Regions from separate parts of the Homo sapiens genome. Here region 2 is linked to region 1. A link is an interaction called in ENCODE POLR2A ChIA-PET data of the cell type or tissue named here. Cell type or tissue: GM12878. All regions are shown on one strand. Links, peaks and the distances in the headings refer to the core of each region. The heading gives the core; the rest is flanking DNA.

Evidence for each region. ChIA-PET counts read pairs that join two places held together with the same protein. Peaks named below come from ENCODE experiments on the same cell type or tissue, not always from the same donor. Only the 100,000 strongest peaks of a DNase experiment are listed, where the experiment ranks them.
Region 2: POLR2A ChIA-PET joins it to region 1 with 5 read pairs; 2 of 35 experiments call an interaction of 5 or more read pairs at or near these places.

Annotation. Positions count from the first base shown.
Region 1 is chrX:38,891,240-38,897,751 of GRCh38, forward strand. The region is part of intron 1 of LOC124905177 (a long non-coding RNA gene); the gene reads left to right. Among named protein-coding and RNA genes, the nearest start is that of MID1IP1-AS1, 91 kb to the left of the region's middle. In GM12878, for the core only: no CTCF peak of the experiment used is centred there; no DNase peak of the experiment used is centred there.
Region 2 is chrX:39,141,683-39,148,194 of GRCh38, forward strand. No RefSeq gene overlaps it. Among named protein-coding and RNA genes, the nearest start is that of LINC01281, 180 kb to the right of the region's middle. In GM12878, for the core only: no CTCF peak of the experiment used is centred there; DNase peaks (open chromatin) are centred at 2,798 and 3,499; H3K27ac peaks cover 1,047 bases.

The DNA.
Region 1 (6,512 bases), core at 703-5,702:
GTGATGGCCCACACCTGTAATCCCAGCATTTGGAGAGGCTGAGGCGGGTGGATCATCTGCGGTCAGGAGTTCGAGACCAGCCTAGCCAACATGGTAAAACCCTGTCTCTACTAAAAAACACAAACATTAGCCACGTGTGGTGGTGCATGCCTGTAATCCCAGCTACTTGGGAGGCAGAGGCAGGAGAATTGCTTGAACCCAGGAGGTGGACCTTGCAGTGAGCCAAGACCACGCCACTGCTCTCCAGCCTGGGGAACAGAGAAAGACTGTCAAAAAAAAAAAAAAAAAAAGAAAGAAAGAAAGAAGAAAAATAAAAGAAACCTACCTCAAGGTTGTTATGAGAATTAAATGAGATAAAGTAGGTACAGCTCACAGCAGGGGTCTAACCAGTGCTTAATTATAGGAGCTGTTATGCTGTGGTCAAAAAAGACATAACTTGATCTGGGCTAGGAAATGACTAGAGATCTAGAGATGCAAAGAGTTGGGCTATGATCATGTAGGCAATTGTGAGTATCTCTGCTGTAGACACAGAGATGCATGGCTCAGATCCACCTCCAAGGGAAAGATGTACCCCAGCTGTCAGCTCTGTCAGTCACGGTTTGCCTCAGCTGCAGGAAGTGAGCTCAGTCTCAGAGTATGCCCTTGCCCTTGCAATGATGAATGAAAGTGTGGGTGGGGGATAAAGGTCCAACCACTTTAGCCCAACACAGGACCATTCCAAAGCCCCTCAGGGAAGGGAGAGCTAGCTTAGAGTTTGTCCAGCATGTGTCTTAGCTCAACTTCTTCCTGTACCCAATTCTGCTTTCCCCTCCTCCCTGCCATAGGTGTTGATCCCTCATAAACAGCCTTCACCTCAACTCCATTTCAGAGTCAATTTCAAAGAATTTAGCCTGTGACAAAGTCTGAAAGCACAGCTAAAGGATAACTCCTCAGACCCTACCCCTATCCTCCCCCACTTCCTTTGTTCATCCTTTTATCTTTCAATCTTATCCCTTTGTCTGTGTTTTGTACTTTCAATATTCAGAGCATTGAGTTTTAATGGCCTGTTGTACACAACTTGTCCACGAGCTGTCAGGTCGAGGCAAAAGCCTATTTAGACAAGTTGTCAGGTTGAAGGGGAGAGGGAAAAAAATCCTAAATCAATGTGTTTTCGCATGCAATCACACATGGGCTAATTTATCTGCAGCCACGTTCTACCCTGCCAGTTTGGCATAAGAGTCCTCAGTCAAGGGGGCTGCAAGTTGGCTGATTAACAGAGCGATTTTTATTGGGAGAAGGACAACACAATTGTTTTATGGTAATTATCACCATTTGAACCTGTGCACAAGCTCATGGGGAAGATGAAAGAAAAGGCTCTGTATGAATGATGAAGCAGCTAGAAACATATACAGGACAGAGGGCTAGAACTGTTTAGAATATTGACGTTGTATACCTTGTGTAAAGCCCCTGGAAGGCGACAGATTGGCTATTTTTTTTTTTTTTTTGAGACGGAGTCTCACTCTGTCGCCCAGGCTGGAGTGCAGTGGCGCTATCTCGGCTCACTGCAAGCTCCGCCTCCCGGGTTCACGCCATTCTCCTGCCTCAGCCTCCCAAGCAGCTGGGACTACAGTTGCCTGCCACCACGCCCGGCTAATTTTTTGTATTTTTAGCGGAGACGGGGTTTCACCGTGTTAGCCAGGATGGTCTCGATCTCCTGACCTCGTGATCCACCTGCCTCAGCCTCCCAAAGTGCTGGGATTACAGGCGTGAGCCACCGCGCCCGGCCAGATTGGCTACCTTTTTAAATAGCCCTTGTGCCTTATCTGTGGGACTGAGTGCAAGTATGTTCTGTTTTTAGAGTTGGGAAAACAGGAGGGTAGATTACTAGGTTGACTTACTTAAAGATAACAGCCAAGTCCATTTCAAGGCTGAGAACAGAGCCAACCATTCTGAAAGTGCTGAACTAGGCCATTAAACATTCTCCCTTACATTTCACAAAAACAACTAAATAGAAACAAAACACCAGAAATATAACCCTCAAAACAACACACACACACATGCTTGCACACACACACAGGAGATAGATTTTAGAGTTTTGTTGCCGTGATAATTTTAAATTTGAAACACACTGAAAACTACAAAATACATCCCAGGTGAATTGAAGACTTCAGCTGGGGAAAACACAGACTTTGGTATTTTCTCCTTTGATATTTGATAATTCTCTTTGCATCTTTGTCCATTCCCGCTGTCATAGCTGAGTTTAGGACAAGGACAGAATGAGATAAGTCTGTCACCGCAAGGTAGAAAAGACAAGTGGAGAGTGTAAAAATGGTTTGCAGACTGGAAATGTCTGTTTTAAAGGTTTGTGGTATATGATTAACTTTAAAAAATCTTGCTTAAATTGTTAAGAACAAATTCCTCCAGGTCTGCGGCGGTATCTGTGGCTAGAATTAGAAACACATAGTAATGGGGGCTATGACTTTTGGAGATCTTCCCACTTCTACTACTTTCTCTGCTTTTTATTTTTATTCCCTTTACAAGTAAGGATCATTAAATGATACCTCTCTCCTCATGGCTGGAGCAGAAGAGGGGAAGGGCACAGAGCAAGAGCATTTCTGACAATCATTTTGTTAAGAAAACCCAGGCTTAGAAATAAAAACAGCTTTCTTTCCCCAAAACCAAGAAGACAGATAAAAGTCTAGGCATTCTGGAACTCCTACCCAATTGAGAAATGCTTGCCCCAGAATGGAACATTAGAAAGCTGAGCTGCTGAGAACGCTTAAAACAGATCTCACAGGCAGGATTCCACTGTGCTTCCGCTTGTAGAATGTCTTAGAAAGACAGATTTTATAATTGAAAATAAAAACATTTGATATGTGAATGTAAAAATTTATTTTCCCCTTTGTAATGCCACCACAAAGTTTCGCTAAGGGAGGAAAGATCAATTCTCCATTAAAAAAAGATGTGCAAATTAAGCAAAGCATCATGATTCATTTCATCGTGATGGACTTAGAAGGATGAAACTGGCAATGGATTATAGAACCAGGTATCTCTCAGCTATAGCTTCACATATGAGCTCTTTTTTGGTTGTTTGTTTTTTATATCATCAGCTGGTTTCTCTCAATTTGCTAGAATTTTCTAGAAAAGAAGTTTTAGTCTCCATTTGATGTTTCTCTCAAAATCACAAATGATTTTTTTTGCGGGGGGGGGGACAGGGTCTCACTCTGTCATCCAGGCTGGAGTGCAGTTGCACTACATTGGCTCACTGCAACCTCTGCCTCTTGGGCTCAAGCAGTCCTCCCACCTCAGACTCCCAGGTAGCTGGGGCTATAGGCACGTACTACCACCCCCAGCTAGTTTTTGTATTTTTTGTAGAGACAGGGTTTCGCCATGTTGGCCAAGCTGGTCTCCAACTCCTGAGCTCAACTGATCTGCCCACCTCAGCCTCCTAAAGTGCTAGGATTACAGGCATGAGCCACTGCACCTGGCCAGATTTTTTTATTCAATAACCTATATGGTGTAGCCAGCATGTGTCAGGCACTGTGCTAGGCACAGGAAACACAGGGCTAAAAGACACAACCTCTGCTGTCAAACTGCATAGAGTCTAATAAAGGAGTAGGATAAAATGATAATGACTGGACAGTGTGGGGGTAATGAGAGCAAACACTCAGAGATTACTTTCTTCCAGGCACTTGTCTAAATGCTTACAGGTATAACATCATTTAATCCTCACCACAACTCTGTGAGGTAGGTGAGTACAGGCACAGAAATGTTAACTTATTTGCCAAAGGTCACACAGCTAGTAATTGACAGAGTCAGAATTCAAACGTAGGCAATCTGGTTCAAAGTGGGTGTTCTTCACCTCAACACTGGAGATGTGGCAGCCCCCTTGGGTTGGGTGGGATTGAGGTGGGCTTGGGGTGGGAGATCTCAAGGAAAGCTCTCCAGAAGAGATGACAACAGCCTTAAAAATACTTCCATTGGCTATGTTAAGATGAATGTGCATGATCACCCAACCAGTGTGCAGATTAGAAAGCTGAGAGTGAGGAGAGAAACAGAAAAAGAGAGAGAGAGAGAGAGAATCTTCCAGGACTTGAGAGAGAGAGAGAGAGAGAGAGAGAATTCTTCTAGGACTTCCAAGGCATGACTATATGGAAAAAGGGTCCACACTGCCTGAGAATACTGGTGCTGTAGGGCAGTATTTCCATAGCTGTTGTCTTGGAACCTTAATGCTCCCTGAGACAATAATAGGCAGTCTACAAAATAGGCTTCCAGGATCAAGTAAGTTTGAGAAATGCTGGAGTTCAACAAAGGTCAATAGGTTTCTTTACCTCTGAACTTGCAAGAGTCTTTAACATACTAATGTACACCATGAAACTCCGAGAGGTAAACAGAATTTGGCCACAAATCATCCCTTAACAGAAAGCTCTATGAAGCTCTTGTTCATAGAACAAGAGTCCCAGGAATAGTCTGGGAAATGCTGTCTTCCAGGAGGCACATAAGGGCTCAGCCTGTCCTGAATTCTGAGGCCTGCTCTGCTCCTTAGCTGGATGGTAACAAAAGCCCTGTGTCGGGTGGTGGGCAGTGGGTAGTGGGTGGAGGGTTTGGTGTTTAGTGTCTTCTTTTCTGTCAGTGCCCAAATTCCTGCCCAATTACTTAGACACTTTTCCTGGTTCCCTGACCTTTTGATCCTCAGTTTTTTGCTAAGGGCTGTAGACTCTTTCTTTGGTTCACCTGCCATGACCTGTGAAGCCAACCAGGAGCCAATTTTTCTAGACTTGACCTTTGAACATGAGGAACCTATTAGCCTAAACCTTCAAGTTGGCTTAGCTTCTCCTGACTGCACCTGCCCTGGCCCTTCCACTCCCTCCCTTCTAACTTTTTCTCCCTCCCTTCTTACCTTCCTTCCTTCAACATTTATGATTTGCATTCTATGGGAGCCACAGAGTTTTAGGGTTTAGCATGGTCACTTGCAATTTACAGTTCGTGTCAAAGTTCTGCAGTAGCTGGCCAAACTCAAGTCATGTGCCTGCTCCCTAGCTGGTAGGCTGAGGGGACATAATTCTTGTAAGAAGTATGTGGGAGAGGAAGGCTAGATTTGTAAAATATTCTTCAGATATGTTTTTCAAATACATGTAGATCCTATTGTAGTTAATAAAACATTGTGTGTAGATACTACTAGGATTCATACAATAGATCTTTATGTATACTGAATTAACATTGCTTTTGTCATTATGTATTTAAAAATCAATACATACTATAAATGCTATTGTCTTGTTGGTATCTATGAGTTTTTTGATGTTGAAAGGGGATTCTTTACACCATCCAAACCTCAGGCTTTAGAGTCAGCCAGACTTGGGTTCAAATCCCACTTTTGTCATAGATTAGCTGAGTGACTTTAGGCAAGTTGCTTAATTTTTAAAGCCTTAATTTCTTTACCTGAAAATGGAAATTGTCATACCTGCTTCATGAGTTTATGTGGCAATTAAAGAAAACAATGAATGTAAATCATCTACCAAATTGCATGGTTGTTCAATGATTGATTATTAACATTGTGGAAAAATAGGGGAAAAAGGAGGAGGGTTGCAAAAGAGCATTAGCATGAGCTAGCTGAAAATCACAGGGGCTGGAGGTACTAAGGGAGATTAAACACAGTCATATCTGTCATTACACATGTCCCACATCTTTGGCTCTTCTGAGGTTTTGCATAAACCCCTTAGCTGAATGAACAACCAATGTGAGAAGACACTTGTTATATTTTGCCTGTCCCACATCTGAGGCCCCTTCTTGTGTTCCTGAGTGGGGCTTAGTGAGAGACAAGGAGGTGGGCGGTGTCTCTTGTTTAGCAGTGACCATCCCAGTGGCAGTGGTAGCGTTCAGAGGTTGCCGTGCCTGGCACCATAACCAGGCTGGTCTTGCATCATGACCTTATCTGTGCTCGTGTTCTTCAGCTTCTTTTGGTCATCTCATTCTCTTGCTTTTTGTCAAGTCTGTGAGCTAACCAATAACCTACCAACAAATTCATCTTCAACTTTTGAATGACCTAGGAACAATTTCTGGTGTTTGCAACCAAGAGAGCTACCTAGCACATCCAGAATGTCCACCAATCTCATCTGGCTTGTCTTAGATATGTAGGCTCCAGATCTGATGGCCAATACCAGACCCTTTCTGCATAGCCCTATTCACATTGCAGAGACTTTGTGGATGACATTCTCTCTTGGTTCCATAGTCTGTCTTCCAGGGTGGTTGGTGGCAGAAAACTCATCACTCCATATTTCCTCCCTGTCACTCCATGTTTGACTGTTTCCAGTTGTCAGACCAGAAGTGCAGTGGGGGAACAACTGTGAAGGTTGCCTGGGGTAATACACAGCCAGGTCCTGACTCTAACCCTGACACACTGCAGAATCATGTTTGCAGGGCCACTTCATCTCAGTGATGGTGAGAGCAGCTAGACCCATGCATAGGGTGGAGGATAATGCTGACTTTCGGCTACACTGCCTTCTCCTTCCTCCTCACACATATTGTATTCCAGG
Region 2 (6,512 bases), core at 911-5,910, 250 kb after region 1:
GGTATACAGCACAGACTTTGATCCAAAATCCCTTGTATTTTATTTTCCTTTCTCCTCTTCCCAAAACAAAGAAGCTTTATATTGTAGTTTCCTTATTTTCCTTCACCACTCTATATGGGGAATATTTTAGGTGGTTAAATGTACCATCTGGATTTGGAGTTTTCTTCATTTTCACTAATATCTAACTAAAATTGAGCATTTCTTTCAAATATCATTGCAGGCAAGAGGCTGAGGTGGTATTAGCAGTACTGGTCACCAGTGAATTGCAGATATTTTTATATCATGTGAGACTTGTGGTAGATATCTCATAATGCCATTCATGGTCATCACTTTTGAAATTGTAGTATTACTGGATTTACTACTAGATCTTGCTATTTAATGCATCAATCAAGAAGTACATACATCTCTATATCATGAATTTGTTTTATAATGTTTTGCGAAATATATTTCAAGCATATTTTATTTTCTTCGATTAAATACATGATTCTGAAAAGGGATCCATAGGCATCACTAGACTACCAAGTAGTTTATGGTACAGAAAGTTTAAGAAACCCTGATGTAGATGGAGGTAACTGGGCTATAAAGACCTACATTCATATCTGCCCCCAGAAACAGTAATCTAAGACTTGGATTTGAACTTAGTATCTGGAAAAGACTTTGGCTTCTCTCCCTCTAGGAGGGGAGTAAATACACATTTATTGTATGTGGGACTGATGTATTAAATGGGGTGGGGACATTTTTAAAGTAATGTATATGAATTCTGGGTAGCCAAAAGATAGAATGTAGTGGGTATCTCTGTTAGTCCTACTTTCTGAGACTCTTTCCCTCTTTCCTCTGAAAATGTAATTCCTTTTTCCTTTGGGGAACTAAGGTTTAGTTGGGTCTAATGACATTCCATCTCCTCCCCTCTGACCCCTGTGTAAAGGGTGAAGAGGTGAGCTAGGCTTGCCCAGTCAGATTAATTTATCCCCCTGGCCAGAATCATCAGTTCAGAGCACAGCACATGTCCCCAAACAGACCTCTCAGAACAGACCTTCCCTGAGATATTCTTGCTGAAATAATCTGAGATTTTCTTGGAGATGATGAGTTATACAAAGAGACTGGAGGTGCTTTAAGCAATTTCCCAGCTCAGGGATGAAGCTGTTTTCAGTAGGAGAGAATGAGGGCAAGGAAAAGAAAGCAAGGACAAGCTAAGAAAGGGGCCAAAGAAACATAACCACATTAAATTCAGTTCCTTGAATAAATAAGTCCCGCTCAGTTTGCGTTTTTGCTAGTTTAAAATGAGTCTCTGTCACTTGCAAGCAGAAGATTCCAGACTCATACATTCAGGGAAAAAGAGAGAGAGAGAATTTGTGTGCATGCGTGTGGGTGTCCTATTCCAGCAGGGATTGAGAATGATTAAGAATTGGATTTCTATATATTTGGTAGTGACATGTTTATTGTTTTTATTTTTGTTTTTTTTTTTATAGTTGAAGAAATGAACACACAGCAATCATATAATCCTCCCAATGTTATACAGATAGAAAGTGACAGACCCAGGATTTGATCTATTTTATTCTCAAGCCCATATTGTATGTGAACTCAAACGAGATAATGGGATAAGAAAAACAGCCTTGAGCACTTGGGTTCCCCAGACTTATCTGGTGTTTGGTCTGGTGGGTTGGAAGGATGGGTGGACAAAGCATAGCAAGAAATCCCCTTTCTCGGGGATTCCTCCAGCAACAAAGGCTCTTCTTCCTTTCGGACTTTCTCCCTGTAGCCTAGTGCTGGAGGCCTGATCTTACAGCATCATGCAATGTGATGTCTAAGGGCTTTGGAAGTCTAGGCTCTGTCACCTTTTTGGTCATGCTTTCAAAACTTGAAATCCCATTCTCTAGTTACTCGCTGTATCATTTCAGCCTTAAGTCAATGAATGCTGCTGATTGAAATGGATGATTCCTTTTGAAATATGGGGATTCCTTTCATTTTTCCTTTCTTCCTTTCTCCCTTTTTTCTCTCTCCTTTCCTTCCCCTCCTTCCTTCCCTCCTTCCCTTGCACCTACCCTCCCTCCATCTGCTCGTCCTTCCTTCCTTCCTCCCTCCCTCCTTCCCTCCCTCCCTCCCTTCCTTCCTTCCTCCTTTTCAAACTGTGTACTTATTTACTTTTTCATTATGTTTTATCAGATATCTCTCTGTGTTTGCAGTGGGAGCATGGTCCTTGTTAGCTCAGTCCACCAAGTTATTGAAACATCACATATCTCTCCCACTCCAGCCTTCCACCCCTATTCTTGTTGATTCAGTCATACTGCCTTCATCCTCACTTTAAGGAAACCTGAATCATGAGGGTTATAGGTGCAATATCAGTGATGAGTTTGGAGAAGAGGGATTCTGTGGCCTGGGACTGCCTTAGGATAGATTCTGATCCAGAGATGGCGAGTCTGGTCCTGCCTCTCTCCTGAGAGGCACTGCACACATCAGCTGAATCCTTTCTGTTATGAGAAACTCTAATTAATGCATGTGCTGATTTGTTCTTCCCTGCTGAGGATGTTGGATTAATGATTACTGGGTGCCACATATGTTATCTCTTATGTATCTTTAATAAAAATAACAATGGCTACAAGTTACAGTAGCTTTACTGTGTTCAGCAGCCCTGTGCTGTCTTCCATATTCATTCTTTCATTTATCCCTCCCCCACCCTACGAAGTCACTATTGAGCATTATTTGCTTCACTGTACAGAGGAAGGAACTGATGCTCAAAGAATTTCAGTAAATTTCTCAAGGTCACGCTGCTAGAAAGAGGTAAGGTGGGTTGCACACCAAGGCTTGTTTGATTTCATAGCACTTAACCACTTGCCATCGTGCTGTTAGGTTTTAATGTTAAGGGGAAGTGAGAAATTTAATAATAGAACTTGGGCAAGGTAGCAATAAAAATGAGGTAGTGCTGTTGCATCACTCTTACAACTACCCTTCTTGCAATCCCCTTGCCTTTACATTTCAGAGGTGCTTGGAATGCTGATGGAGTTGAATCAGCAAGAGGGCCTGACTGAGAAGGCAGAGGATTTCTGACTCCACAGTTGGCCTTGCCAAGTTGGAGGTGCCCTTCCTGCCTCAACATCCACCAACTAACTACCAGAGAGCTTTGGGGTGTGATGTAGAGGGGAAGAAGGGGAAAGGTGTGGTGTGGAGAGGGGATGGAGTGGGATGAGGTGGAAACCCTGGCTGGTCTTGAGGGCTAGAAACCAACGAGCTCTGTGACCTTGGGGATGTTCCTTAACCTCTCTGGGCTTACTCCTGCTTTGTACCACAGCGAGTTTAAGCTATGTTTGCTGCTAGTTCAGGCAGTCCATGATGACATGATTTTTAGGAGGAGAAAACAGAGACAGATGTGCTGGAAGACACAGGCTCAGAAAGTTTCCGAGCCAGCCAGTCCCACATGAATGCCTACCACTCCAACGTTGTGTCAGTTCCCCTTTGGCTTTCTGACACTGCCTCGTGTCACCATATGGTTCCTGTTAACTGTTAGTGATCAACAGTCAGCTGCATCTAGAGCTTAGCTCCAACATGGGGGGGAGGAGTTTTGGTTCAGGAGTCAGACTGCCTGGGCTCATGTTCTCACGTCGTTGCTTACTTTCTGTGCGTTAGTTTCCTCATCTGTGAAAAAGGGAGAAATAATGGTGCTTTTCTCATGGGGTTCTCTGAGGACTGAAGGATATATTCATGTAAAATGATCTACCTGCTTCATTTGGTGCCAGGTACATGGGCCTACTCCTTCAATGTTAGTAATTACTAGCAGCAATTCAATCAGCAAACATTTGCAAGTCGTCTTCTAAAGCAAACCCCACAGGTAAGTGCTGTAAGGGACACAGAGAGGCATAGCCATGCCCCTTGATCCAGAGCTACATGTTGTGATCACCAGATACAAATGCTGAGGCAGAGTTCTGGGTATGAGATGTCTGTGGGGGATCAACACCTGTGAAAAGAAGGGGGAGAAATAAAAACTCTGCAAAGAAGGACCTGGAACTGTGTGTGATGCAGACCCAACGAAGCCTCCGCCAGTCAGGCAAACTCTGGAACAAAGACTGTCCTCAGAGGGTACAACACCAGACCAAAATGGCCAGGTTTCTACAGCCCTGCCTTGCTCACTAAACCAGACATGGGCCACCCCAGAAAGGACATGACAAGGCCAGTCTCAGCGTTTAGGCAGACTCTGAAGGGGCTGACAACTGGAAGCTGTCTGCAGAGCTGGACATCAAGTCCTTCCTTGAAGGGGGATCTAGGCAACACAATTGAATGCCCACCACACTCAAGGAGTTTATAAATAGTCAAAGGAATAGGCAGAGGACTAAAACAGATCACAGACTGTCCCTGGAAAAGTTTCCAGAGCTTGGCTGAGCTGAGAGGTTATTTGCCCAGGGCTGCCAAAGACAAACTTGTGACAGGGAGAACACAGGTTCTTGTAGAGAATGGGTGGGAAAGCATTAGATCTGTGCCCATGCTACACCAGAGATGGCAGATTGAAGGTCTACCTAGAGAAGTTAAGCCCAGGGTTAGAAACCTGGGAGATGGGGGCCTGGAAGAAGAAAAAGCCAGGACACACATTTTATACATGATTTTATGAATTTGGGTTAATTGAGTGGCAGGCATGAAACTTCCAAAACATGAGCACGTGTCCTGCCCAAGGTGAAGGCCGTGGGTGGGTGCCTGCTGCATGGCACAGTGGAGAACCTGAAGTCCTAAGGGCTGGACAGAAGCCTGATTAAAGACCCAACTAAACAGGTGTTAGGGGGGAGGAACCAAAAACACTATATGGCTCTTGTAAAATGCGAGTAAGTAAAAGTGAATCTAGATTCTCAAACCAGAGGAAAATTAATAAAAATGGCTCCATACCCTCTCTGATTCCCAATGTGTCTCATTCAGTGTGTCTCACTCGTGTCTCCTCAATGTGTTTGTCTAGCACAGTTCTTCATCTATTGTCTTTGCACCACGGTCTTGACCACCATGATGATCTCAACATATTAAAAAGGCTTACTTTGAGGGAATGTGCTGAGTGTAGGTGGTGGCTTCCCATTTTGGCCCTCAAAAATTTGGAGATGCAGCCTGGAGGCATGTTGGGGAGAGCCTGGAATGCCCAGACAAAAAGGATACACTTACTTCAGCCAGAATTTTCAAGTCACTGAAAACTTTGTAATCGGGGGAGGGATGGAGAAATTCGACCTGGGCAGGATCCATTTGCCAGCAGTGTCCAAGGTATTCTGGAACAGTGGGAGGTAGAAGGTAGACACCTAATACTGAGGGCTGGCTGTATTAGTCTGGGAGGAGAAGGAAAGGGTCCTAAGCTAGGAGGGTGGCAGTAGGGAAGAATGCTTGGGTAGTAGAGACAATGCAAGATACCCATGTTTCTGAATTTGGTGTCAAAGAAAATGGTGGGTCTTTCTAAAGGCAACAGAGGGGTCTGGAGGAAGAGCTGGCTTATGGGGAGGTGGGGTAAAGGTAATTAGAGAGAGAGAGAGAATAGGAGCAGAGCATTTCTTTTGCTTATGAGATGCTAATGGGAGGAAAACTTAGGATTTTGTATGCAAACTCTAGGCTGGGTTGCCAGAAGCAGACCCTAGGATGAGGATTTGCAAGCAAGTGAATGGTGAAGAAGCCCTCCCAGGGGAGACCTGCAAAGAAGGAGGGGAAGTAGGGAAAGAGAAAGGAAGAAGCTGGGCAAGGGCACACTCAGGTGAGTTGCAGCCTTAGCCCAATCTGCAGGGGAGTTCTGGAGGGTAAATTGTGCCTCAGAATTGCCCCACTATGGGTAAAAGAGCTAGGTTTCATGCATCTGCCTCCAGCAGTCAATGACGGAGAGTCACCCAGGTACTTCCAGTTCCCTGCAAATGCGTGCAAAGTGGCTCCCTACTTTTAGTCTGGGGGCTGTCCTCCCGAAGCAGAGCATAGGTGCTAGGTGTTTGAAGTAAGAGCACAGTGAAGGGGGCAGAGTACGCAAAGGATCAACAGGGATCCAAGGGGGTCTGAGTGGAGCACTAACACTATCTGCTATTACAATCAACGCTGTCTTGAGAAAGAAGAGTGGCTTGCCAGTGAATGTTCTGGCCTGGCTGGTCCTTGCTCTCCTCCAACCATCTGCTACTTCAGTGAATAGGGTTTGGGAGCCTGGGTCGATGTGTTTGCAGACTTCATGTTAGATTCACCTTTTGCCATGAAGAAGGGGAAGCCAGAAAGTGTTTCTCCATGTGGAGCACCCAGTGGGCTAGATTGTGCCCTGGCAGTTGGCACATCCCTGAGGCTCTGATTTGGGGGGCGGGGAGCCTGTAGAGGGCTCTGAGTTTCAGCCCATTATTATTTTCAGTGCTGTGGTTTCTGAGACAGCCATTAGTGCATTGGCCCTCTGGCAGCCCTCTCTAAGGTGGCCACTTGTCAGCAGTCAGGAGTACAGCCCTTGCCCACTTGCTGATACTCTCAGCCTATTAGACCTCCTGGAAGATGCAGGAAGTGGAGGACACAGGTGTGCTGCAGTCACATGTGAATTG